3 separate regions of the Homo sapiens genome follow, and all the other regions are linked to region 1. A link is a loop called in an ENCODE intact Hi-C map of the cell type or tissue named here. Cell type or tissue: B cell. All regions are shown on one strand.

The links. Hi-C counts contacts between places; a loop is a spot of excess contacts. Peaks named below come from ENCODE experiments on the same cell type or tissue, not always from the same donor. Only the 100,000 strongest peaks of a DNase experiment are listed, where the experiment ranks them.
Region 2: a loop joins it to region 1, with 3 times the contacts of the local background. A loop is called at or near these places in 2 of 110 quality-filtered maps.
Region 3: it touches region 1 in a loop (17-fold over the local background); 4 of 110 quality-filtered maps call a loop at or near these places.

Annotation. Positions count from the first base shown.
Region 1 is chr19:42,072,283-42,080,282 of GRCh38, forward strand. It overlaps ZNF574 (zinc finger protein 574), which reads left to right and starts at 3,884. Exons shown (of 2, transcript NM_022752.6): 1 at 3,884-4,004; 2 at 6,305-8,000. The coding sequence starts at 6,325. RefSeq lists enhancers at 3,044-3,113, 3,194-3,243, 3,464-3,583 and silencers at 3,954-4,213, 4,224-4,303. In B cell, no CTCF peak of the experiment used is centred here; a DNase peak (open chromatin) is centred at 3,719; H3K4me3 peaks cover 2,300 bases; H3K27ac peaks cover 3,385 bases.
Region 2 is chr19:42,393,509-42,401,508 of GRCh38, forward strand. LIPE-AS1 (LIPE antisense RNA 1) reads left to right here and starts at 3,640. Exons shown (of 3, transcript NR_073180.1): 1 at 3,640-3,716. LOC101930071 (a long non-coding RNA gene) reads left to right here and starts at 3,620. Exons shown (of 2, transcript NR_126041.1): 1 at 3,620-3,716. RefSeq lists enhancers at 3,167-3,306, 3,327-3,486, 3,341-4,024, 4,025-4,708. In B cell, a CTCF peak has its summit at 7,978 (motif pointing left); DNase peaks (open chromatin) are centred at 3,553 and 7,973; H3K4me3 peaks cover 2,049 bases; H3K27ac peaks cover 1,670 bases.
Region 3 is chr19:42,216,400-42,224,399 of GRCh38, forward strand. It overlaps DEDD2 (death effector domain containing 2), which reads right to left and starts at 1,278. Exons shown (of 5, transcript NM_133328.4): 1 at 1,233-1,278; 2 at 281-646. The coding sequence starts at 608. ZNF526 (zinc finger protein 526) reads left to right here and starts at 3,913. Exons shown (of 3, transcript NM_133444.3): 1 at 3,913-3,988; 2 at 7,816-7,906; 3 at 7,988-8,000. RefSeq lists silencers at 409-614, 696-755, 766-865, 3,762-3,911 and enhancers at 1,637-2,513, 2,514-3,389. In B cell, no CTCF peak of the experiment used is centred here; DNase peaks (open chromatin) are centred at 115, 422, 1,422 and 3,802; H3K4me3 peaks cover 3,491 bases; H3K27ac peaks cover 4,382 bases.

The DNA.
Region 1 (8,000 bases):
GGAGTGCAGTGGCATGATCTCGGCTCACTGCAAGCTCTGCCTCCTGGGTTCACACCATTCTCCTGCCTCAGCCTCCTGAGTAGCTGGTACTACAGGCGCCCACCACCACACCCGGCTAACTTTTTTTGTATTTTTAGTAGAGACGGGGTTTCACCATGTTAGCCAGGATGGTCTCGATCTCCTGACTTCGTGATCTGCCTGCCTCGGCCTCCCAAAGTGCTGGGATTACAGGCGCAAGCCACTGCACCCGGCCAGGTTTTCTTTTCTTTTATTTTTTCTTTCTTTCTTTTTTTTTTTTCTTTAGATGGAGTTTCGCTCTTGTTGCCTAGGTTGGAGTGCAATGGCGCCATCTTGGCTCACTGCAACCTCCGCCTCCGGGGTTCAAGTGATTCTCCTGCCTCAGCCTCCCGCGTAGCTGGGATTACAGGCATGCACCACCATGCCTGACTAATTTTGTATTTTTAGTAGAGACGGAGTTTCTCCATGTTGGTCAGGCTGGTCTTGAACTCCTGACATCGGGTGATCGGCCTGTCTCGGTCTCCCAAAGTGTTGTGATTACAGGTGTGACCCACCGCACCCAGCCTGATCCTCAGATTTTCAAGTGGGGAAAAGGAGGTTTCAGCAGAAGCAAGAATCTGCCCAAGGTCACACAGCCTGTCAAAAACTGAGCATGGCTTCCACTTCTCTGTCACCTACCCCAGGTGATTTTGCCCTAAGGGCAAACCCAGACTGCTTCAGAGCAGGCCGAGCCTAGCTTTAGCTCACTAATTTCCACCAACTCTTTCCTCCACTTCTTGCATTCAACCCTTCAACATGCAACCACTTGAACTTCCTGCCTGGCAGGCAGGTGAGCCTGGGGGCCAAGAATGTAGACTGTAAGGTCAACTCCTGGGTTGGAATCCTGACTCTTCCTAACTATGGGAACTACGACTAGTTACTTCTCTGGGGCCTCGATGTTTTGTAGAGTCAGCATGACAGTTTCTCTCTCATAGGGTTGTTGAGAGGATTAAACTGAGTAATGCATGTAAGCATTGAGCATAATACCTAGCACGTCATAATACACTCAAGAGATGTTAGTTATTATTATTAGGCTCCCGGAGATACTAATAAAAATAACAACTGGCCAGACACAGTGGCTCACACATGTAATCCCACCATTTTGGGAGGCCAAGACAGGAGGATAGCTTGAGCCCAGGAGTTCTGAGACCAGCCTGGGCAACATAGTGAGACCCTATCTCTATAAAAAAAAAAAAAAAACCCGGGCATGGTGGCTCATGCCTGTAATCCCAGCACTTTGGGAGGTCAAGGTAGATGGATCAACTTGAGGCCAGGAGTTCGAGACCAGCCCAGCCAATGTGGCAAAAACCCATCTCTACCAAAAACTAGGAAAAATTAGCAGGGCATGGCGGTGTATGCCTGTAATCCCAGCTACTCAGGAGGCTGAAAATTGCTTGAGCCTGGGAGGCAGAGGTTGCAGTTAGCTGAGATCACACCACTGCACTCCAGCCTGGGTGACAGAGCTAGACTGTCTCAAAAAAAAAAAAAAAAAAAAAAAAAAAATTAGGGACTGGGCGCAGTGGCTCACGCCTGTAATCCCAACACTTTGAGAGGCTGGGTGGGGGGGTGGATCACCTGAGGTCAAGAGTTCGAGACCAGCCTGGCCAACATTGCAAAAACCTGTCTCTACTAAAAATACAAAAATTAGCCGAGAGTGGTGGTGTCTGCCTGTAGTCCCAGCTACTCAGGAGGCTTAGGCAGGAGAATCACTTGAACCCAGGAGGCGGAGGTTGCAGTGAGCTGAGATCGTGCCACTGTACTCCAGCCTGGGCGGTGGGCGACAGAGTGAGACTCCATCTCAAAAAAAAAAAAAATTAAATTAAATTTTAAAAATAGGCCAGGTGCAGTGGCTCACGCCTGTAATCCCAGCACTTTGGGAAGCCAAGGCAGGTGGATCACGAGGTCAGGAGATTGAGACCATCCTGGCCAACACGGTGAAACCCCGTCTCTACTAAATATACAAAAATTAGCCAGGCGTGGTGGCGAGCGCCTGTAGTCACAGGTACTCAGGAGGCTGAGGCAGGAGAATCGCTTGAACCTGGGAGGCGGAGGTTGCAGTGAGCCGAGATCGCGCCACTGCACTCCAGCCTGGGCGGCAGAGAAAGACTCTGTCTCATAAATAAAATAAAATAAAATAAAATAAAATAAAATAAAATAAAATAAAAATAAAATGAGTAACTCCTAGATGTCTTTTACTCTCTGCCTCACATGAGATGAAATGGGGCTCACATGAAATGGGGCTGTTATTAGCCCCATTTCACAGATTAGAAACTTAGGCTCAGGACAGTTGACTTGCCCTAGAACCAGGATTCCAATCCGGGAATCTGTTTTAACTATACATGCCTGGTGTTAGGGAATTTAATCCATGAGAAGGTTAGGACATCTAGTGACCAAATGGCCATAGAATTGGCCCCGGGTCTCACTGTGAGACGCATCCCATAGTGGCTTCAGGTAAGTAAATAAATAACACAATTCTGAGAGTCAGTTTCCTCATCCGATAAGTTGAAATTCCTCTGTGTTTGGGTTCAAGGAGTAGGTCTGGAAATGTTTCTTTTCTTCTTTCAGATGGAGTCTCGCTCTGTCGCCCAGGCGGGAGTGCAGTGGCGTGATCTCGGCTCACTGCAACCTCGGCCTCCTGGGTGCAATCAAATCTCGAGCCTCAGCCTCCCGAGTTGCTGGGGTTACAGGCACGAGCCACCACGCCCAGCTAATGTTTTGTATTTTTAGTAAAGATGGTAGTTTCACCAGGTTGGCCAGGTGGGTCTCGAATGCCTGACTTCAAGTGAACCCGCCTCAGCGTCCCAAAATGTTGGGATTGCAGGCGTGAGCCACCACGCCCAGCCTGGAAACGTTTCTAACAGTACTGGGGCAACTCCCTCCCAAGGCCCTGAGGGGCGCAGGAACGAGGTGAGTAGGAATGGCCAGAGCCCCTTGGACACATGGGGCCCCAATCTCGAGGTGTAAGGGTCAGAGTCACCCCGGAAGGAGGTGGAGTGGAGTCCGCCCGTTACCGGCTCACTTCCTTCAGGCTCTCACCCCGATTGTCCTTCAGGTCCTCTACCCACCACACTCCCTATTTCTTCCAATGAAATTGTCCCTGCTTCTTTTTCTCCATATCCTCGCTCTCCTTGCTTCCCCTATGACATTTCTCCTCTCTCCACCTCCCAAAAGTCCCCTCGGTCTTTTCTCTGTTTCTTCCTGTTGCCTTCATTCCCCTCCTTTTAATAAAGTGAGTCTGGAACCTTGGTTTCCCTTTTCTCTCTCCATGTGACTGGTGCTGCATGCAGTTTGCCCTCTCCCCATCGCGCTAAGTGGTTTCACTTTCTCCCTCTGACCCTCGGGGAAACCACAAAGGTTCCCGTGCCTCCATTCCCCCGCTCCAGCCCTCAAGGTGCCGCGTGCCTCAATTTCCCAGGCTCTTTTCCTCCCTCTCCCTGTCCCCAACGCTGACTCCCTCACGGCGTCCCCAAAATGGCGCCCGCGGCCGCGCTCCGCCGCCTAACGTCATCGCGCCGCCCTCCGCTCAGAGTTCCCCTCTGGAGCCGTCGGAGGCGGAGTCGAGGAGGAGGAGGAGCATCCTCTAAGGAGGATTAAAGGGGCGGGCACTATCCACCCGAGGGCTGACCGGTGAGGGAACGACGCTAAAGGATTGGTTGGGCGCTGCGGGGAATCTCGACGCTCCTCACTATTGGCCCAAGCCTCAGAGACATGAACGTCGATTGGCCGAACGGCAGGGCCCGAGCGGGCAATGATTGGTTGCGTCCGGCCGTCCGTGCGGCGGCCGAGGAGGAAGGTGGGAGGGGCGTTGCTGAGGGTAGCTGGGGGCGAGAGCGAGGCTACGGAGCAGGCGAGAGGCGACGGCGAGAGCTAGAGCGGGCGCAGCGTTAGGGTGGCCGTGCAAGGGGAGCCGTGGCCCGGGCCCGGGGCGTGCGAGACGGCGGAAGCAGGTGAGCGCGAGCGGGCGCGCAGAGGCCGGCCGGGCTGCGCTCCCTGCCGCCGCGGCCTCCTCTTGCCAGGTCGCCTGCGCACTGAGGGCCTGAGGGGGTGCGCGCCGGGCAGTTAGGGCGGAGCGGCACCAACGGCCGACCCGGCGCGCGGGCAGCCGGGCGGGGGCCGGGCTGGAGCGGCGGGTGGGGAAGGGGCCTGGAGTCGCGTGCGGGGCTGAGTGAGGAGGGGCGGGGCTCGGGCTGAGGCTTTGGTGGGGCACCTGGGCGGGAAGGGGAGGCCTCAGAGCTGTCCCAAGAGGGCTCCGCGGCTCCCCAGGGTTTGGGGTAAAGGACTTGGTGGTGTGGCAAGTCCAGGACGAAGGGGCTGGGCCGGTTAGACGGCACGTGGGTGCCCAGTTAGGGGCTTAGGGCGTGAGAAAGATAATTAAGTTAATGCAGGGGAAAAATATCTAGTTCTTCCTGGAAAGAATTGGGGCGGTGAGAGGGGTTTTGGTGTGAAGACATTAGGAAATCGATATCCCCAAGGGAACGGTTTAGAGCTAAGGAGGGGTCCAGTTGTAATGGATGGGGTTAAATTAATGTGAAGAGGCCTTAAACCAATGTGTCAGGAGGTTGGGTACCCTTGGAATGCGTGGAAAGGAGTCTTTGTACAAAGAAGGATTAAGTGTATTTTAAAAGGGTGTCTGGGTGTCCCTAGAATGAGCTGGGGAAGGTAGTCTTTTTTAAGTACAGGTAATTAGGCCAAGGTGAAGATGGGATTTGGTTATTGGAAGGGGAGGAAGTAGGGTGGGAGAGATCTGTGTGCTAAAGTGAGGGGTGCCTGGGAATTCCTGGAATGAGACTGAGAGGTTGCTAAGACGCTGGGGGGTCTGAGTACCCCCAGAATAGGAGGCTGGTGAGAGGGGCTTGAGTGTGAGGAAGAGGGGTCTGTGCTGGATTAAGGTGGTGATGGAGGTTCTGTATGAGAATAGGAGGTCCGGGTATCCCTAAAGGGGGTTTGGGCAGCACGAGGGGTGTGTGTAAAAGGAGCTTAAGCCATTGTGAAAGATGGGTGTGTGGATCTTTACACAAAGAAGAGGAGTTATGTTGCTACGAAGAGGAGGGTCTGAGCATCCCTAGAATGGGTTAGGGTGGGTTGGGTCTTCTAGCAAATTAAAAAAGATTAGGTTAATAATGTGGAGGAGGATCTGGATATTCCTGAGATGGATTTGAGGGGGGGCTCTGTTTGCAAGAGAGGCATAGGTTGATATAAAATGAGGGTATGGGCATCCCTGAATGAGTGGCTGTGTATGAACAGGAAGGGTTTAAATCAATGGGAAGAGGGGATCTGGGTATCTCAGAGGGGATTAGAATTGTCGATTTGGTCTTGGTACAAAGAAGAGGTGATGAATGTAAAGAGTGGATAGATACCCTGGAGACAGGAGCTAGGGTGGTGGAAGGGCCTAGGTCCGAAGCGGGGAGGAGTAGGCTTTTGTGAAAATGGGTCTGGGTATTCTGGATAGGGGGTTAGGGTTGTAGGAGAGGGCCTTGATTTGTAGAGGAGGTTAAGTAATTAAACAGGGCTGCGTATCATGAAGTGGTTAAGGTGGGCAAAGTCTGGGTGTGGAGATGGGTTAGGCCAGTGTGAGAAAATTTGACTGGGGGGAAGGGATATAGTTTGACGTGAGGAATCTGGGCACCTGAGGAAGAGTTGGTGGGTAGCAGGGGTTGCGTGTAAAGGGGAGGGGTGGCACCTTGTACAGTGCTGAAAGTGGAGTGGTGGGGCATTGGGCAGTTTGAGTGGTCTGAGTGTAAAAAGAAGTCTGAGAACCTGGGAGAAGGAGCAGAGGCCATGGGAGGGGTGTGGCTGGGAGAAACAGGTGGGGAAGGCCTATATGGGGTTTCAGTTGGGTACCTTGGAGAGGAATGGGGTGAGGTGAGTTGGTAAGAAAAGGAGTCAGTGGAAGGAGGTCTGAGTGGAGGTTCCCATGTGCTGGGCGGAACTGTGGGGCCCACTGTGAGGTGTGGGAGATGAGGGGACTGGACAGGTTACAAGGATCTGGTGGGTGGAGTTTGATGCAAGTTGATACAGAGGTGAGACTGTGGGTAAATTCCTGGGGAAGGGACTGCCTGGGAGATTTGTGTTTGGTGTTTGTTATGCTGAGGGGAGGAAGGATTATTGGGAGGGAGGCAGAATTTTAAAAATCGAAGGAAGAACTTAAGGGGGTGTAGATCTAAGGTATTAGGAGTGGAGAGTGATGAAGGGAAGAGCTGAGGAATCGGTGACCTAACTGGTTTGTCCCCACTGTCTCCTCTTCCAGCCCAGGGCCTTGCTGCCGCCATGACTGAGGAATCAGAGGAGACAGTCCTGTACATTGAGCACCGCTATGTCTGCTCTGAGTGCAACCAGCTGTATGGATCACTGGAAGAGGTGCTTATGCACCAAAACTCCCACGTGCCCCAGCAGCACTTTGAGCTGGTGGGCGTGGCTGATCCCGGAGTCACTGTGGCCACAGACACAGCTTCAGGCACGGGCCTCTATCAGACCCTTGTGCAGGAGAGCCAGTACCAGTGCCTGGAGTGTGGTCAACTGCTGATGTCACCCAGCCAGCTCCTGGAGCACCAGGAGCTGCACCTGAAGATGATGGCACCCCAGGAGGCAGTGCCAGCTGAGCCATCACCTAAGGCACCACCCCTGAGCTCCAGCACCATCCACTACGAGTGTGTGGATTGCAAGGCTCTCTTTGCCAGCCAGGAGCTCTGGCTGAACCACCGGCAGACGCACCTCCGGGCCACACCCACCAAGGCTCCTGCCCCTGTTGTCCTGGGGTCCCCAGTTGTTCTAGGGCCTCCTGTGGGCCAGGCCCGAGTGGCTGTGGAGCACTCATACCGAAAGGCAGAAGAGGGTGGGGAAGGGGCGACTGTCCCATCTGCCGCTGCCACCACCACTGAGGTAGTGACTGAGGTGGAGCTGCTCCTCTACAAGTGCTCTGAGTGCTCCCAGCTCTTCCAGCTGCCGGCGGATTTCCTGGAGCACCAGGCCACTCACTTCCCTGCTCCTGTACCCGAGTCTCAGGAGCCTGCCTTACAGCAGGAGGTGCAGGCCTCGTCACCTGCAGAGGTGCCTGTGTCTCAGCCTGACCCCTTGCCAGCTTCTGACCACAGTTACGAGCTGCGCAATGGTGAAGCCATTGGGCGGGATCGCCGGGGGCGCAGGGCCCGGAGGAACAACAGTGGAGAAGCAGGCGGGGCAGCCACACAGGAGCTCTTCTGCTCAGCCTGTGACCAGCTCTTTCTCTCACCCCACCAGCTACAGCAGCACCTGCGGAGTCACCGGGAGGGCGTCTTTAAGTGCCCCCTGTGCAGTCGTGTCTTCCCTAGCCCTTCCAGTCTGGACCAGCACCTTGGAGACCATAGCAGCGAGTCACACTTCCTGTGTGTAGACTGTGGCCTGGCCTTCGGCACAGAGGCCCTCCTCCTGGCCCACCGGCGAGCCCACACCCCGAATCCTCTGCATTCATGTCCATGTGGGAAGACCTTTGTCAACCTTACCAAGTTCCTTTATCACCGGCGTACTCATGGGGTAGGGGGTGTCCCTCTGCCCACAACACCAGTCCCACCAGAGGAACCTGTCATTGGTTTCCCTGAGCCAGCCCCAGCAGAGACTGGAGAGCCAGAGGCCCCTGAGCCCCCTGTGTCTGAGGAGACCTCAGCAGGGCCCGCTGCCCCAGGCACCTACCGCTGCCTCCTGTGCAGCCGTGAATTTGGAAAGGCCTTGCAGCTGACCCGGCACCAACGTTTTGTGCATCGGCTGGAGCGGCGCCATAAATGCAGCATTTGTGGCAAGATGTTCAAGAAGAAGTCTCACGTGCGTAACCACCTGCGCACACACACAGGGGAGCGGCCCTTCCCCTGCCCTGACTGCTCCAAGCCCTTCAACTCACCTGCCAACCTGGCCCGCCACCGGCTCACACACACAGGAGAGCGGCCCTACCGGTGTGGGGACTGTGGCAAGGC
Region 2 (8,000 bases), 320 kb after region 1:
TTTGAGATGGAGTTTCACTCCTGTTGCCCAGGCTGGAGTGCAATGGTGTGATCTCAGCTCACCGCAACCTCCACCTCCCAGGTTCAAGCAATTCACCTGCCTCAGCCTCCCGAGTAGCTGGGATTACAGGCATGCACCACCATGCCCGGCTAATTTTTTGTATTTTTAGTAGAGATGGAGTTTCTCCATTTTGGCAGACTGGTCTCGAACTCCCAACCTCAGGTGATCCTCCCACCTCGGCCTCCCAGAGTGCTGGGATTATAGGCGTGAGCCACCGTGCCCACCCTCAAATTCTTTTTTTATTGAGACAAAGTCTCACTCTGTTCCCTAGGCTGGAGTGCAATGAGTGGGAGGACTCACTGCAGCCTTGACCTCCCCGACTCAAGTGATCCTCCCACTTGAGCCTCCTGAGTAGCTGGGGCCACAGGTGTGCACCACCATGCCAGCTAATTTCTAAAATTTTTTTGTAGTGACGGAGTCTTGCTATGTTGCTCAGGCTGGTCTCAAACTCCTGGGCCCAAGCAATCCTTCTGCTTCGGCCTCCTAAAGTGTCAGGATTAAAGGCATGAGCCACTATGCCCAGCCTGGGTTCAATTTCTGACTGCTGGCTGGGCACGGTGGCTCACACCTGTAATCCCAGCACTTTGGGAGGCTGAGGCAGGCAGGTCACTTGAGTTCAGGAGTTCAAGACCAGCCTGGTCAATATGGTGAAAACCCGTCTCCACTAAAAACGCACACAAAAACCCAGGTGTGGTGGCATGTGCCTGTAGTCCCAGCTATTTGGGAAGTTGAGGCAGGAGAATTGCTTGAACCCAGGAGGCGGAGGCTGTAGTGAGCCAAGATTGTGCCACTGCACTCTAGCCTGGGTGACAGAGCGAGACTCCATCTCAAAAAAAAAAAAAAACAAAACCCACCAAATTCTGACCACCTGTCAGTGGCTGTGAAACCTTGGGCAAGTCACTAAACTTCTTCAGATATCAATTTTCCCACCTATAAGATGGGTTGTTGCAAATAAGGTTGTAGAGAGCATTAAATAAAAAGTGCGGCCAGGCACAGTGGCTCACGCCTATAATCCCAGCACCTTGGGAGGCTGAAGTGGGCGGATCACCTGAGGTCAGGAGTTCATGACCAGCCTGGCCAACATGGTGAAACCCCATCTCTACTAAAAATACAAAAACTAGCCGGGCATGGTGGTGGGTGCCTGTAGTCCCAGCCACTTGGGAGGCTGGGGCAGGATAATCGCTTGAACCCGGGAGGCAGAGGTTGCAGTGAGCTGAGATCGCACCACTGCACTCCAGCTTGGGTAACAGAGTGAGACCCCGCCTCAAAAAAAAAAAAAAGTGCTTGGAATTGTGCCTGTCACATAGGAAACATTTTTTGTTGCTGCTGCTGATGACGATGATGTGTTCTTCTGGTTGCCGGGGATACAGTAGGGAATTAACCCAGGTCTTTGCTCATGGTCCTCCTGGTAGGAGCTGGATGAGTGGCCTCTCAGTGACTGGCCATGTAACTGCATCGCTGGGGTGTCTGTTTTGCATGTGGAATAGGATATTTCTTGTGTGCTGTGATCACGGGCGATTCTGTGGTTGTGTGCCTATATTTGTGTTTGTGCTTGTAGGTGATTATATTGCTGCATGTGTGTGATTCTTTGTGTGGGTGCAAATGCAAGATCAAATCTAACACAAATTGTGATGGCACGTGTTTGGTGTGATCTTGCATTTCTGATTCTGAGGTGCTGGGAGTGTGTCTATAATTGGAATCTTGAGAACCCTTCTCTCAGCTGTGAGGCCACTCCCTTACATAACATCCCATAGGTGACCCCTGGGAGAGATCCTTCCAAGATGAGCCTTGGTTTCTCCCTAATGGGGATAGTGGGCCCAGTGGCTCAAGGAGAAACAGGAGATTGAAAGGGAAGGTGGGAGGGGACCAGTGAGGCCAGGGAGAGGGTAAGAGACGTGATGGTGACACAGAAAAACGATGGCTGGATTGGGACAGAGGAAGAGCTGCCCAGAGACGGGGATCTCTGTCCATTCATTCCATGAGCATTTCCTGAGCCCCTGCAATGTGCCAGGACCTCTGGTCGGTTCAGGGTCTGGGGGAAAGCAGAGAGACCCAGAGAGATGACCCCCACCAGGAAAGCTGTTGCTGCCCCAAGGTGGCCCACTGCCTCCACAATGGGCCTCAGTGACAGTTCTGAGTGACCGAGATGCAGTGATGGGGAGGGACAGAGAAGGCCAGATCTGTCCAGATCAAAGAACAGAGGCCATGGGGGAAAGGTCCCTTCCAGGCGAAGGAGACCGCCATGAATCATGTTCTTATCACCTCCTAATAGGCTCATGATGCAAGTGCACCTCCTAATCACTATTTTCGACCCCAACCAGGCTCACGCCCACAGTCAGAAGGGTTGGACAAGCTTAGTATCGTGGATTCACGGGAGAAAATATCTGGGAGACCCCATCCTTGGACCTGCTTTCCCCAGGACCCAGGAGTCCGGGTCCCCAGCTCTCCAGTTCCCCAGCCCCAGGAGTCCCAGCTCTCAGCCCCTCTCCTTTTGTTTGTTGCCTGCGTTTTCTTTTTTCTCTCTGGGCCTGTAACTCTTTGTTTATCTCCATCTATGTTTTGTGTCTCTCTTGTATCTTTACATCTGTATCTGGATTCTCCCTCACTAGGCCTCAATTTTCTCACTTGTAAACTGGGGATAATACTACTAATAATAATCCAATCTCTCAGAGCTGTGGCGAGGAAGACATGAGATAATTATGTAAAATGCTCAGCACAGAACCAGGCCACAGTAAACTCAGTACAAGAGAGCTCTGTTATTATTACTGTTTTATTTTTGCCATCTCCCCTTTGGTATCTCTATTTTTCTCTTAGTCTCACGTGAGTCTCCAGTCTCCTCTAGCTCTGGGTTCCTTTTGCAGACAGCACCTGCCTCTGACTTCCCTTTTCGGGATGAGGAAAGGGCATATCCAGGCCAGAGCTTCCCCTGAGCCTCTTCCTTCTCCCTCTCCATTACAAGCTCCGCCTCATTACCCAGAACACTTGCCTGGGGGTAAGGCCTGGCTCCCTTCCCATAAATAGCCTCATAAAATCCTGAACCCCAAACCTGTCATCCCTGGGCGGGCGAGTGACTCAAGATCCCGGAGTTCCCGCTCCTAGACACCAAACCTTCAGGTTTCCAGCCCCCTCCTCCCTCTGACCCAGGAGTCCGGGCCCCTAGTCCCTCCTTCCTCGGGTCCCAGACTTCTCCTCCTTCAGAACCAAGGAGTCTGAACTCTCAAATCCCCAACCTTCCTCAAGACCCAAGGATCGGGTCAGCAAACAGCCTAGGTATGTGGGGCCAGAAACTCCATTCACGACCATTCTGCGACCGTCTACGCCCAGGGCTCCCACCCCGACTCAGTCCCTCCGGAGGCGGGTCCGACACGCGAGGCGCTTCTTTGGAGTCTGGCGGCGAAAGCTATCCATGACGTCAGTCACTATCTTCCAGCCAATGGACACTCGGCCTTCTACCTCCCTGGGCCACTCAGGACCCTTTGCCTGGTAGGCGGGGCCCACAGCCCAACTCGGGCAGCGATAGGCTTTCGGAGACGCCAGTCTCTGCCAGGCCCAGTCAGTCGGCCAATAGACCCGGAACCTGAGGGATCGGAATCCTGGTCCACTCCGCAGAGGCCCGAGCGGGCTCGCGAGGGAACGGGTTCTCCGAGTCTGGCCGGGTAAGCCCTTTCCAGCACGCCTAGTATTAGGATTCTGCACATAGCTCGGGTGGAAAACCGTGAGGCTTAGTGAGGCTTGAGGCGGAGGGGGGAGGAGCTCAGTCCCGGCGAACCCATCTTGCTTTCTTGGAGAAACTGAGACCGGGATACTGGATCTGTTATTCATCCATCCGTTCCTCCCACCCTAAGCCTGATTCTCGTCTGCTCCTGCCTTCCTGTTCCTTCATCCGTTCTGCCCTTCCTGCCCTCAATTCTCTCACTCACGGATTCCCTCGTCTAGCCACTCACTCACACACTCTCCCACCTATTAGTTAGACAAACATTTCCTGAGGCTTCTGGTGTGCCAAGCCTCGTGCTGGGCGATGCTGGTGACCAAGATGAGTCAGGCCTGGGCCGTGCCCTCAAGGAGCCCGGGTCAGATGGGAGGATGGACGTTGATGGGCATGGGTGTGCGGAGACGGTGGGAGCCCAGGAGAGACTTTTTTGAGTTTGGCGTGGTCGGGAAAGGGTTTCCAGGGGAGGGGCCATTGGAGCTGGATCTTGGAGGAGCAGAAGGTGCCAGGCAAAGTGGAGATGCCAGGCAAAATGGGTGTGGGGAGGGTGTTTCAGCGTGACCAAAGACAGGGAGGCATGCAGGAGCAGTACTGCGTGCAGGTGCCTAAGCGGAAGGCCAGTCAAGTCTGTATGGCCAGCAGGGGAACTGTAAGGCTGGAGGAGGCCGAAGAGATGAGCAGAGGCCAGGCTGAGGAGCTTGGACTTTGTCCTGAGGGTGAGGGGGTAGTGGAGAGCCATGGAAGGGTTGAGAGTAGTGGAGGACAAGGTCATAGTTGGTCCAGAACTGGAGGAATGAGACTGGAAGCCAGTAGCCCAGGAGGTGGCTCTGGCAGGGATTCAGGTAGGAGAGAGTGGAGCCTGGATCAGGGAAGAGGCCGAGGGGATAAGATAGAGATTCAGGAGGCAAGGCTTGGTGCTGTGGCTCGTGTCTGTAATCCCAGCACTTTGGAAAGTTGAGGCGGGAAGATCACTTGAGCCAAGGAGTTCAAGACCAGCCTGGGCAACATAGTGACAGCCTCATCTCTACAAAAAATTAGCCAGGTGTGGCCAGGCGCGGTGACTCACTCCTGTAGTCCCAGCACTTTGGGAGGCCGAGGCGGGTGGATCACGAGGTCAGGAGTTCAAGACCAGCCTGGCCAAGATGGTGAAACCCTGTCTTTACTAAAAATGCAAAAAATTAGACAGGCTTGGTGGTGGGCACCTGTAATCCCAGCTACTCGGGAGGCTAAGGCAGAAAATTGCTTGAACCCAGGACGGGGAGGTTGCAGTGAGCTGAGATCGCGCCACTGCACCCCAGCCTGGGCCACAGAGTGAGACTCAAAATAAAAAAAAAAAAAAGAAAAATTAGCCAGGTGTGGTGGTGCATGCCTATGGTCCAAGCTACTGAGGAGGCTGAAGCAGGAGGATCACTTGAGCCCGGGAAGTCGAGGCTGCAGTGAGCCAAGATGGTGCCACTGCACTCCAACCTGCACAAGAGTGAGACCTTATCTCAAAAAAAAAAAAAAAAAAAAAGAAAGAAAGAAAAATAAATAAGGAGATTCAGGAGGCAGAGAGAACAGAAAGTGGGGATTGATGGGCTATGGGACAAGGGGTTGTCCAGCATGAGACCCAGAGCTCTAGTCTGGAGGACAGTGGAGCCATCTCTGAGGTGGGGACAGGAAAAGAGGAGCAGGTTGATGGGTAGTGACTGTTTTGACAGAGGTGACCAAGGGGTTCTATGAGTTGGACAAGGAGAGTGGTGACTCAGGCCAGTGGATCTGGACCTTCAGGAAGAGTTCTGGGCTACAGCTCCCTGCCCCAGCACAGGCCCTGACTCAGAAGTCACTTGCTGGGTGAACGAGGACCTCTGAGCTGAGGATCCCTTGCTTCGCACCCCGTGAGGAAACGGCTTTCTTGTTTCTGCATCTTCAGTCTCTCCCACTCCTCCAGCATTCAAACATGTCCATCATCTCTAAACACATGTGCCCTGTATCAGGCTCTCTTGTGGCGCCCACTGGCTCAATCCCTTACCTTCCACTCCCTCTTCAACCCACTATGTCTGGCTGCCTAACGGCCATGACCCTGCAGTGGCTCTGGACAAGGTCACTGAGGTCACCTGCTCATTGCTGACACCTGAGGGTAACATTTCAATCCTCATCTGACCTGGTCCACTCCCTGAAACTCCCTTCACCCTACATCCTCCTTCCTGGGCAGCTTCCTCCCTCTCTGGCTGCTCCTTAGAACCCGCCAGCCTTGCCTTCCACTGCCCACCCCCGCCCACCCCTTTACTAGGGGTGTGATCCTCAGGGCTGTCTCTGTCCTGGCCCTCTTGTTGCTTGTCCCACCTGCCCAGGCTTCCTGGAAAGGTTCTAGTCCCTTGGTTCCACCTAGACTGCATTTTTTTTTTTTTTTGAGGCAGAGTCTCATTCTATTGCCCAGACTGGAGTGCAGTGGTGCAGTCTCGGCCGACTGCAACTTCTGCCTTCCAGGTTCAAGCGATTCTCTTGCCTCAGCCTCTCAGTTAGTTGGGATTACAGGCGTGCACCACCACACCTGGCTAATTTTTGTATTTTTAGTAGAGACAGTGTTTCACCATGTTGGCTGGGCTAGTCTTGAACTCCTGACCTCAGGTGATCCACCCGCCTCAGCCTCCCAAAGTGCTGGGATTACAGGTGTGAGCCACCACACCCAGCCCCAGACTGCACTTCTGACCCTTGTTGTCTCCTGGATTGTCTTCCTGAGACCTTCCAGCTCACCATGTCCAGAATGGCCCTCCACAGGTCCCACCTGTCACACACACACCTGAGCCTCCTCCCATTGAAGAGACAGCTTCACTGTCCACCTGCTTCCATGGCCAGACCTGGGTGTCATCTCTGTCCCCTTGCTGTCCTGTAACCTCATCAGTAGGTGCTGTCCTTCCCACCTTTTATGGCTCTGGGATGCTACACCTACACTCCCTACCCTTACGGCTCCTGCCCCAGCTCAGGCATCCTCCTTGGCCTGTAGGACTCCAGTTTTGCCCTTTTCTGTCCATCCCCCAGTGTCCCAGCAGGATCTTTCAGTGCCCTGAGCTGACCCTGGCCCTTTCCTGCTCAAAGTGCTCCTGTGGCTCCCCACTGCCCTCCAGTTTAGTCCAAATCGTACTCCAGGCTCTTCAGGCCCTGCTCCTGCTGACCACTCCAGGCCCCTCACGCCCCTCCCCACTTTGCACCTGACCTTCTGGTCAGGTGGAAGCTTTTTCTAGCCAGGTGGCAGCTTTGATCACTGCCAGCTGGCTCTCACAACCTGGCATGTTTTTTCTTCCTAGCAGACTTTTGTTCATCCTGTAGTGTCAAGCTCAGATCACCACCTCTGTGAAGCCCTCCCTGACTACCACAGGTGGAACCCCTGGGGACTGTGACAGCCTGTGTCTGTTCTTCCACCCTCTCTGAATCCAGGATCAGAAGCCCTTTGAAGGCATGTCTTGGGTATAAATCATCTCAACTCCAAACTCAGGGCTTACAAGGGGCCAGAGAGTTGGTCCAAGAGTTGATTGTCACAGCTGGACAGAGCTTGCATTTCCAGTTTTTGTTTTTTTGGAAACAGGGTCCCACTCTTGCCCAAGTTGGAGTGCAGTGGTGCGATCATAGCTCACTGCAACCTCGAACTCCTGGGCTTAAGTGATCCTCCTGCCTCACCCTCCTGAGTAGGTAGGACTGCAGGAGTGTGCCACCACGCCCGGCTAATTTTTAAATGTTTTTGTAGAGACTGGTCTATGTTGCCCAGGCTGGTCTCAAACCCCTGGACTCAAGCTATCCTCCTGTCTTGCCTCCCAAAGTGCTGGGATTACAGGCGTGAACCTCCGTGCCCGGCTGCATTTACAGTATTTTGAGCGCCAGTTTGTTTCTGATTTCCTGCTAACTTTGCTCCAGTTCTGTAGGGTGTTTGGGTCACTGGAGCCTTTGAGACCCGAGAGATTATTTTTAACTTTTATATCCCCCTGATGGATGCTGAGCCTGGTCTCCCTGGGACCAGGGTGAGTCCAGCTAACCGAAGGTCTTCAAGGGGAGGAGCTGAGGACCCAGCATCTCCTGGCAGTGTACCTGGATGAAGTCCGAGGGGAGGTGGGTCCGGGTTACCAAGGAGTCCACTCCCTTCTGGTCCCAAAAATCCAGTCCCCCATACCCCTCATTCCAGGTTTCTTGGTTCCCAGCCGCTTGAGTCCGATGCTGCCCCCTGGTGGGCAAACACCCCACCGTATTTGAGAGAGGC
Region 3 (8,000 bases), 140 kb after region 1:
CTATAAGGCACTAGTTCATATGAAGGGCTGACAGCTGTGCCTGGCATGAAACAAGCCCTCCGTAAACAGTGGCCAAAATCATCATCACTGATGTGGCCAAATTCCCAAAGCCATGCTTTCTTCCTCTTATGTTGCTCATTGATATTGTGGGAAGAGAGAGTAGCAGAATGGGACATAAGCTGCCTGATATGGCACTGTCCGTATCAGGGCACCAGGGAGGCCCAGCGGGAGCCAGGCCCTTTCCTCCCAGGAAGTGTGACACCCTCCCATTCAACCGTACCTGGCCGGCGCCGCTTGCGCGCCAGGTGCGGCAGCAGGTCGTGGCGGGCCAGCACGCGCAGGAGTTGCCCCAGCAGCCGCAGGTTGCTCTCGTCGCACTGCCCGCGGCGCTCCAGCTCCAGCAGGAGCTCTAGGCCGCTGCGGGCCCGGGCTAAGCCTCCGGCGGCGCCAGGAGCCTCATCCAGCAGAAAGGCCAGGAGCTCCAGCTCGCACTCGGTCAGTTGCCCGCCCACCACCTCGAACATACGGTGAAGCGACAGCATCCCGTAGTAGTCCAGGCACTCATCCTCCTCCCAGCACGGGGCCGGGGTCGACCCGGATAGCGCCATTCCCGGGGGAGGGAGGCGGAACAAGCTCAGAACCCGGCCTAGAACCCACACAGCGGGGAGGGGGCAGTGGTCAGCGACGCGGAGGCCCGAACCCCACACCGCCAGCGCGTCTCCCCCGCCCAATCGCGCCGGGCAGGGCCGCTCCCGCACCCCCAACCGCCTCGGCCTCCCCCTCCCCCGGGAGGGAATGGTCCCGCCCGAGGTCCCCTAAGAACAGGTCGGGACGCCGGAGCCCGCTCGGCTTCTGCCCCCACCACCGTGCTACGTTCGGAGCTCGCCTCCGGACCTGACCAAACGATGCGGCCCAAACAAGCCTCGGGGCCCACCCCGGGGCTCCCTGCTGACTGCCCCTGACTCTGGGTAGGACTGCCCAGACGAGCCCCTTTTCTCCGTCCAGCGGTACCGTCTGATGAGTCCCCCGGCTCTACGCAAGTGGTACCTCCCGAAAGTGACCCTCTGCCCCCTACACAGAGGAGCGACCCAGGCAGCCCCTTTGCTCCACACAGGTGGTACCGTCCGAACCCGACCCCCTCGCCCTGCAAGGGCGGCCCCGCCCGCTCCCCAGAGCCCAGGTGGTCCTGTCTACCCGCCACCAGTCACCATTAGGCCTCTCTGGATCCTCACCAGATTCTGGCGTCCGATGACTCCTGGGCGACGGCCGCAGCCACTTGTTTTGGATCTTTCTGGCACCTTCTCTATTATTACGCCTGCGTCACCTCGCCCCTCCTCCTTCCCCCAACTCGCGCAGGTGCGACCGCCACGCCCCTTCGGCGCATGCGCAGAACGAGGCCTCCAAGCCCCGCCCTTCCTGGGCCGCTTGACCTGCCCCCAACCGAAGCATCTTGGTTCGCGAGTGCTGCGCTTGCGCAGAGCGAGAGCACGCCGCCTCTTGGGCTGTATCTGGTACCCGGTTCCAGGTCCCTACTTCCTGCCCGTGACTCAAGCCACCGGGGCCATGTAGCGCCACGTCACGAGTAGTTGTAACTACTCATCTCATAAACTACAGCCCCCTCCTGATCACGAGCTAGACGCCCACATCACCACTGCCCCTAGTTGCCCGTGGCAAAGTAACACAATCACTACTTTCCCGTCTCCCAGTAAACTCCCAGGCCTTATATGATCTGGTCCTGGGCACTCCTCCATTAGATTGTCCCTCACTTCTAGTGACAACCAGGGATCTACATCTCAACTGTGCTCTCTCGTGATCCCAAATGGAAATCCCGCCCCCCCACCACCACCCCCGCAGTCTATAAGTTCCTTCCCCTGATCAAAACCAGAATTCCCTCATCTCACGTTCAGGACGGATACCTCCTTCCAAGCGGCAACAGAACCCTCCATTCCGACTGTGTACATCTCGATGGCGTCCATCACGACCCCCATCACAGTCAGATGTCTCCACCCAGAGCCAAAACGGCCCCTCCGTAACCCCTTCCAATCTCTGCCCTCCAGGGTCGCCCAGATACCCGCTCCCTAACTTGCAACAACTAGAGAGGGTCTGTCAGGGAGTCTAGGCTGTGGTGTATGCGTGTCCCCTTACCGCGGGGCCTTGGGTGTGACGGTCGCCACGCCCCCCACTTAGGTGACTCAAGGTCAGGACCTGCATGTACTTGAGACAAGTCCCCTCCCTGGACCTCTTCCCACCCCCGCAATTAACTCCTCTTGGGAGTCGGGAGATCTGGGTCCTGCCTAGCACTGGCCCAGTACTGGCTCTGCCTGAGCTGTAGCAGTGAATTCAAAAGAATCGGCTGCGCGCGGTAGCTCACGTCTGTAATCCCAGCACTTTGAGAAGCCGAGGTGGGCGGATCACACGAGGCCAGGAGTTCGAGACCAGCCTGGCCAACATGATGAAACCCTGTCTGTTCTTAGCCGGATGTGGTGGCACGCGCCTGAAATCCCAACTACTTGGGAGGCTGAGACAAGAGAATCTCTTGAACCAGGGAGCAGTAAGCAGAGATAGTGCCACTGCACTCCAGCCTGGGCCACAGGGCGAGACTTTGTCTCAAGAAACAAACAAACGCCAGGTGCGGTGGCTCACGCCTGCATTCCCAGCACTTTGGGAGGCCGAGGCGGGCGGATCACCTGAGGTCGGGAGTTCGAGACCAGTCTGACCAACATGGAGAAACCCCATCTCTACTAAAAATACAAAATTAGCCGGGCGTGCTGACGCATGCCTGTAATCCCAGCTACTCGGGAGGCTGACGCAGGAGAATCGCTTGAACCCTGGAGGCGGAGGTTGCCGTGAGCCGAGATTGCGCCATTGCACTCCAGTCCGGGCAACAATAGCAAAACTCTGTCTCAAACAAACAAACAAGACCGGACGCGGTGGTTCACGCCTGTAATCCCAGCACTTTGGGAGGCCGAGACGGGTGGATCACCTGAGATCAGGAGTTCGAGAGCAGCCTGACCAATATGGCAAAACCCCGTCTCTACTAAAAAATACAAACATTAGCCGGGCGTGGTGGTGGACACCTGTAATCCCAACTACTCGGGAGGCTAAGGCAGGAGAATCGGTTGAACCCGGGAGGCGGAGGTTGCAGTGAGCCAAGATCGTGCCACTGCACTCCAGTCTGGGCGACAGAGTGAGACTCCGTCTCAAACAAACAAACAAACCCTCCAAGAAATCCCTTCCCCTCTCTGGGCCTCAGTTTCCCTACTTGTGAAACAAATGGATGGCAATGGTAAGCTACGGAAGCATAGTCCTGGGCTAAACTCACAAGGGGGCCTGGTAAGTGACTATCATTAAATCAAACGAAGAGTAGGGAGAATAGGAAAGCAATTTAACAAACTGTGAAGGATTCTGTCTTGCTAAGTGGGTTGTAGTGGGCGCCTACAGTGTATGAGCGCTGTGCATGTGTGATATCATCCAATCCCCTAAACAATCTTTGAGGTGGCTGTGACTCAAGCTCACTTCACACCAGTAAAACAGAGGCCCGGAGAGGAGAATAACTCCAAGTGTGTCGGGCTCTAAAGCTGTACTCTCAGAAATGCTCCGTCTCTTCAGCTTTGAAATGACATCTCTGTCAAGGTCTCCCGCCGCCCAGTTCACTCCATGGGCCCAACGCTCACCAAAGGTTGCCCGAGTTTCTCTACAGAACTTGCCGACGCTTAGCCCGGGAGCGACCCAGAGAAATGCGCAGGCGCATCTCCTCGCCCTGAGCCCCGCCCACAGGGCGAAGATGTGTGCGTGGATAACTCCCAGAGCCCCGCCTGTGTGGCAACACGCAGGCGCAAGGTCGCGTGCCCTGCGCTGCAGGCTCTGATTGGTCGCCACGGGTAAGGGCACCGCCCAATGGGAGGTGTGGATAGTGAGGGGTCCCACACGCCTGGAGCCGAGGGTCTGTGTCAAGAGCGGCAGGGGCTGCAGGAGATAAGAGAAACGGGTGAGGGCGCCGCGCGGGGCTGGACTGGGAAGAGAACGCTGGGCGGACGGAGGGGGCGGAAGGAAAACTAAGGGGTCTGCAGGGATCGAAGAGCCTTGGGGCCTGCGCTAGGGCGGGAGCGGCGCGGGCTGGAAGGAGAGCACTCCTTCCTGTGTGCCCTGGGGCTCCTTTAGTGTGCGGGAGCCTACGCTGGAACTCGCCCACCACCCACTGCTGCGAGCTCTCACCCTGCCGAGGAGCTCAGTCTGGTAGGAGACAAGCGTTGTAAAGCGGGAAAGTTGAATTTCCAGGGCCCTAGTGGGTTCCTTCCTGGAAAGACTTACTGATATACTGTGTGAAAAACCCCCATTCTTTCCCTAAGTAGTTCACAATTCAAGAGTGGGAGAAAGAATCGTAGACGAGGAAAGGGCAAATTTCAAGTCTCCCGGGCCACCTCGTAGACATTTATTGGGTACCTGCTTTGTGCAAGCTTTGCAGCAGGCACTGGGCCTCGCCCTAGGGGAGTTCTCTGTTGGAAATGGGGCTGTAATCAAGGAAAAATGGAACTCTCGGGCCCCTGGTTGCCTACTTCCAGGAAGGTCCTTTGTGGAATGGCTGTTGTGTGCAGGGGCCTGGCAACTCAAAAATTAGGAAGGGGATTGGAATAGTAGATAAGGAAAGTTTAGCTCCAGCTCCTTTAGTGAATAATTTACTCAAGGAGTATGTATTGGGCATTAACTGAAAGCAGGGCCCTGTACTGGGCTGTGTGTTTTGGGAATTCACAGTCTAATGGGGAAGTTGGTCTGGTAGAAATGGACTGTGCATAGGGACAGTTAAACTCAGGGTCGGCCAGGCAGTGGCTTACACCTCTAATTCCAGCGCTTTGGGAGGCCTGGGTGGGAGGATTGCTTGAGCTCAGTAGTTCGAGACCAGCCTGGGCAACATAGGGAGACCTCTCTACAAATAATTTAAAAATTAGCCAGGGGCTAGGTGTGGTGGCTCACACCTGTAATCCCAGCACTTTGGGAGACCATGGTGGGTGGATTTCTTGAGGTCAGGAGTTGAAGACCAGCCTGGGCAACATGATGAAACCCCATCTCTACTAAAAATACAAAAATTATCCAGGCGTGGTGGTGAATGCCTGTAGTTCCAGCTACTCAGGTGACCGAGGCGGGAGAATCGCTTGGACCCAAGAGGCGGAGGTTGCAGTGAGCCGAGATCGTGCCACTGCACTCCAGCCTGGGCAAAAAGAGAGAAACTCTGTCTCAAAAAAAGTAAAATAAAATAAATAAAAATAAAAATTTGCCAGGCATGATGGCAGATACCTGTGGTCCCAGCTACTCAAGAGGCTGAGGCAGGAGGATCACCTGAGTCCAGGAGGTGGAGGCCTCAGTGAGCCAAGATCGCACCACTGCACTGCAGCCTGGGCAACAGAGTGAGACCCTGTCTCAAAAGGAGGAAAAAAAAAAAAAAACCTCTCAAGGTCTCACTTCCCAAGGGAGGCTCACTGCAGCCTCCACCTCCTGGGCTCAAGTGATCAAACCACCTTAGCCTCCCAAAGTGCTAGGATTGCAGATGTGAGCCACCACACCTGGCCTGGGAGCATTTCTCAGTCACTAAATATGTACTGTGTGCTAGACATTGTTCTTGGCACTGGACGTGCTTCAGTGATGTGCAGGCTAAACTGCTACCGTCTAGGTGCTTAATATGAGCAACTTTTTTTTTTTTTTTTCCTCCTTGAGACAGAGTCTCACTCTGTCTCCAGGCTGGAGTGCAGTGGCGCAATCTCAGCTCACTGCAACCTCCGCCTCCCGGTTTCAAGCCATTCTCCTGCCTCAGCCTCCCAAGTAGCTGGGATTACAGGCGTGCACCACCACGCCCAGCTAATTTTTGTATTTTTTTTAGTAGAGACGGGGTTTCATCATGTTGGCCAGCATGGTCTCGATCTCTTGACCTTGTGATCGCCTGCCTTGGCCCCTAGAGTGCTGGGATTACAGGCGTGAGCCACTGCGCCCGGCAATATGAGCAACTTCTATATGCAAGGCTGTAAACCAGACTCCACCTGCCCTCTGGCACTAATAGATTAGGTGAAAAAGAGGTAAAGAAGGTGGGTTTGAATTCATAAAATTAGCTGCTAGGCCTGGGAGGGAGGCAGTCATTTGTTGAGTGTACTCTGAGTCCCTGCTGTGTGAAGGGGCCTGGGTGGGGTTGAGCCCACATACGTAGAAGGGAAGATGGGGCATATAGAGGGAAGTTTGAAAGTTAAAATTCCTGTCCCTGCTCAGAGGTTTTGTTGCTGACTGGAGCCTCCACAATGAATCAGACCCACAAACTCTCAGTCCAGTGAGGAACAGTGAGATGCCACCCCAAACTCATGATATTTGCCATGATAGAGGTGGCACAGGATACCATAGGAACCCTGAGGATGTAGAGATGTCAGAGAAGGCTTCACAAAAGGTGCTGGGTAGGAGTTTGTCAGACAAAAAGAGGAGAGAAGTTTCTTGGCAAAGGGAATAGCAACATCAAAGACTTAGGGTCTAAAAACAATCTTTCTGGAGAACTACACAGGGTTACAGCTGACCTTTACAAGTACCAGGGACTTTGTGTCAGTACTACTTTTAGCCCCATTTTACAGGTAAGAAGACAACCTCAGAGGAAGTAAGTGGTAGAGCTCAGATTCAAGCCAAGGGCAGTCTGGTTCCAGGGCCTGTGTTTTTAAACACTTGGGTGTATCTGTGTGTGTATATGTAAGAGGCAGAGGAAAAGCATTGCACAAAGAGAAAGCTGCACGCAGGCAAAGGCTATGGTATTCTCAGAAAAGGTGTGCCTGGCCCTCTCGGTAAAGAGGCCAGGCTGGCTGGGCCGGGTGTGGTGGCTCACACCTGTAATCCCAGCACTTTGGGAGGCCGAGGCAGGCGGATCACGAGGGCAAGAGATCGAGACCATCTTGGCCAACATGGTGAAACCCCATCTCTACTAAAAATACAAAAATTGGCCGGGCGTGGTGGCTCATGCCTGTAATCCCAGCACTTTGGGACGCCCAGGCGGGCAGATCACGAGGTCAGGAGATTGAGATTGTCCTGGCTAACACGGTGAAACCCTGTCTCTACTAAAAATACAAAAAATTAGCCGGGCGTGGTTGCAGGCGCCTGTAGTCCCAGCTACTCGGGAGGCTGAGCCAGGAGAATGGCCTGAACCTGGGAGGCAGAGCTTGCAGTGAGCAGAGATTGCACCACTGCACTCCAGCCTGGGCGACAGAGCGAGCCTCCATCTCAACAATAACAACAAAAAAATACAAAAATTAGCTGGGCATGGTGGCGCACACTTGTAGTCCCAGCTACTCGGGAGGCTGAGACAGGAGAATCACTTGAACCTAGGAGGTGGAGGTTGTAGTGAGCCGAGATTGCGCCACTGTACTCTAGCCTGGCAACAGAGCAAGAGTCCATCTCAAAAAAAAAAAAAAAAAAAAAAAGAGGCCGGGCTGTTGGCCGGGGTGGTGGCTCACATCTGTAATCCCAGCACTTTGGGAGGCCAAGGCGGGTGGATCACCTGAGGTCAGGAGTTCAAGACCAGCCTGGCCAACATGGTGAAACCTTGTCTCTACTAAAATATATATATATATATATATATATATATACAAAAATTAGCCAGGCATGGTGGCACACCCCTGTAGTCCCGGCCACTCAGGAGGCTGAGGCACGAGAATAGCTTGAACCCAGGAGCGAGAGGTTGCAGTGAGCCAAGATTGTGCCACTGCACTCCAGCTTGGGTGACAGACCAAGTCTCTGTCTCAGAAGAAAAAAAAAAAAAAAAAAGAGGCTGGGCTGAGTGGTGTTTCTCTCCTGCAGGCTGCCGTGGGGTGTGTGTAGGCTTCAGAGACATGGGATCACGGAAGACTGAAGCAGAAACAGTGGATTAAGACTTCCTGAGCGATAGCTGGTGAGTAGTGGGATGTGCAAGAGAATTCCACCTCCCCTTGGTTTCCTGCTGTCTCACTGGCTCCTGCCCCTCTTTCTCCAGGCACTGCCTTCCC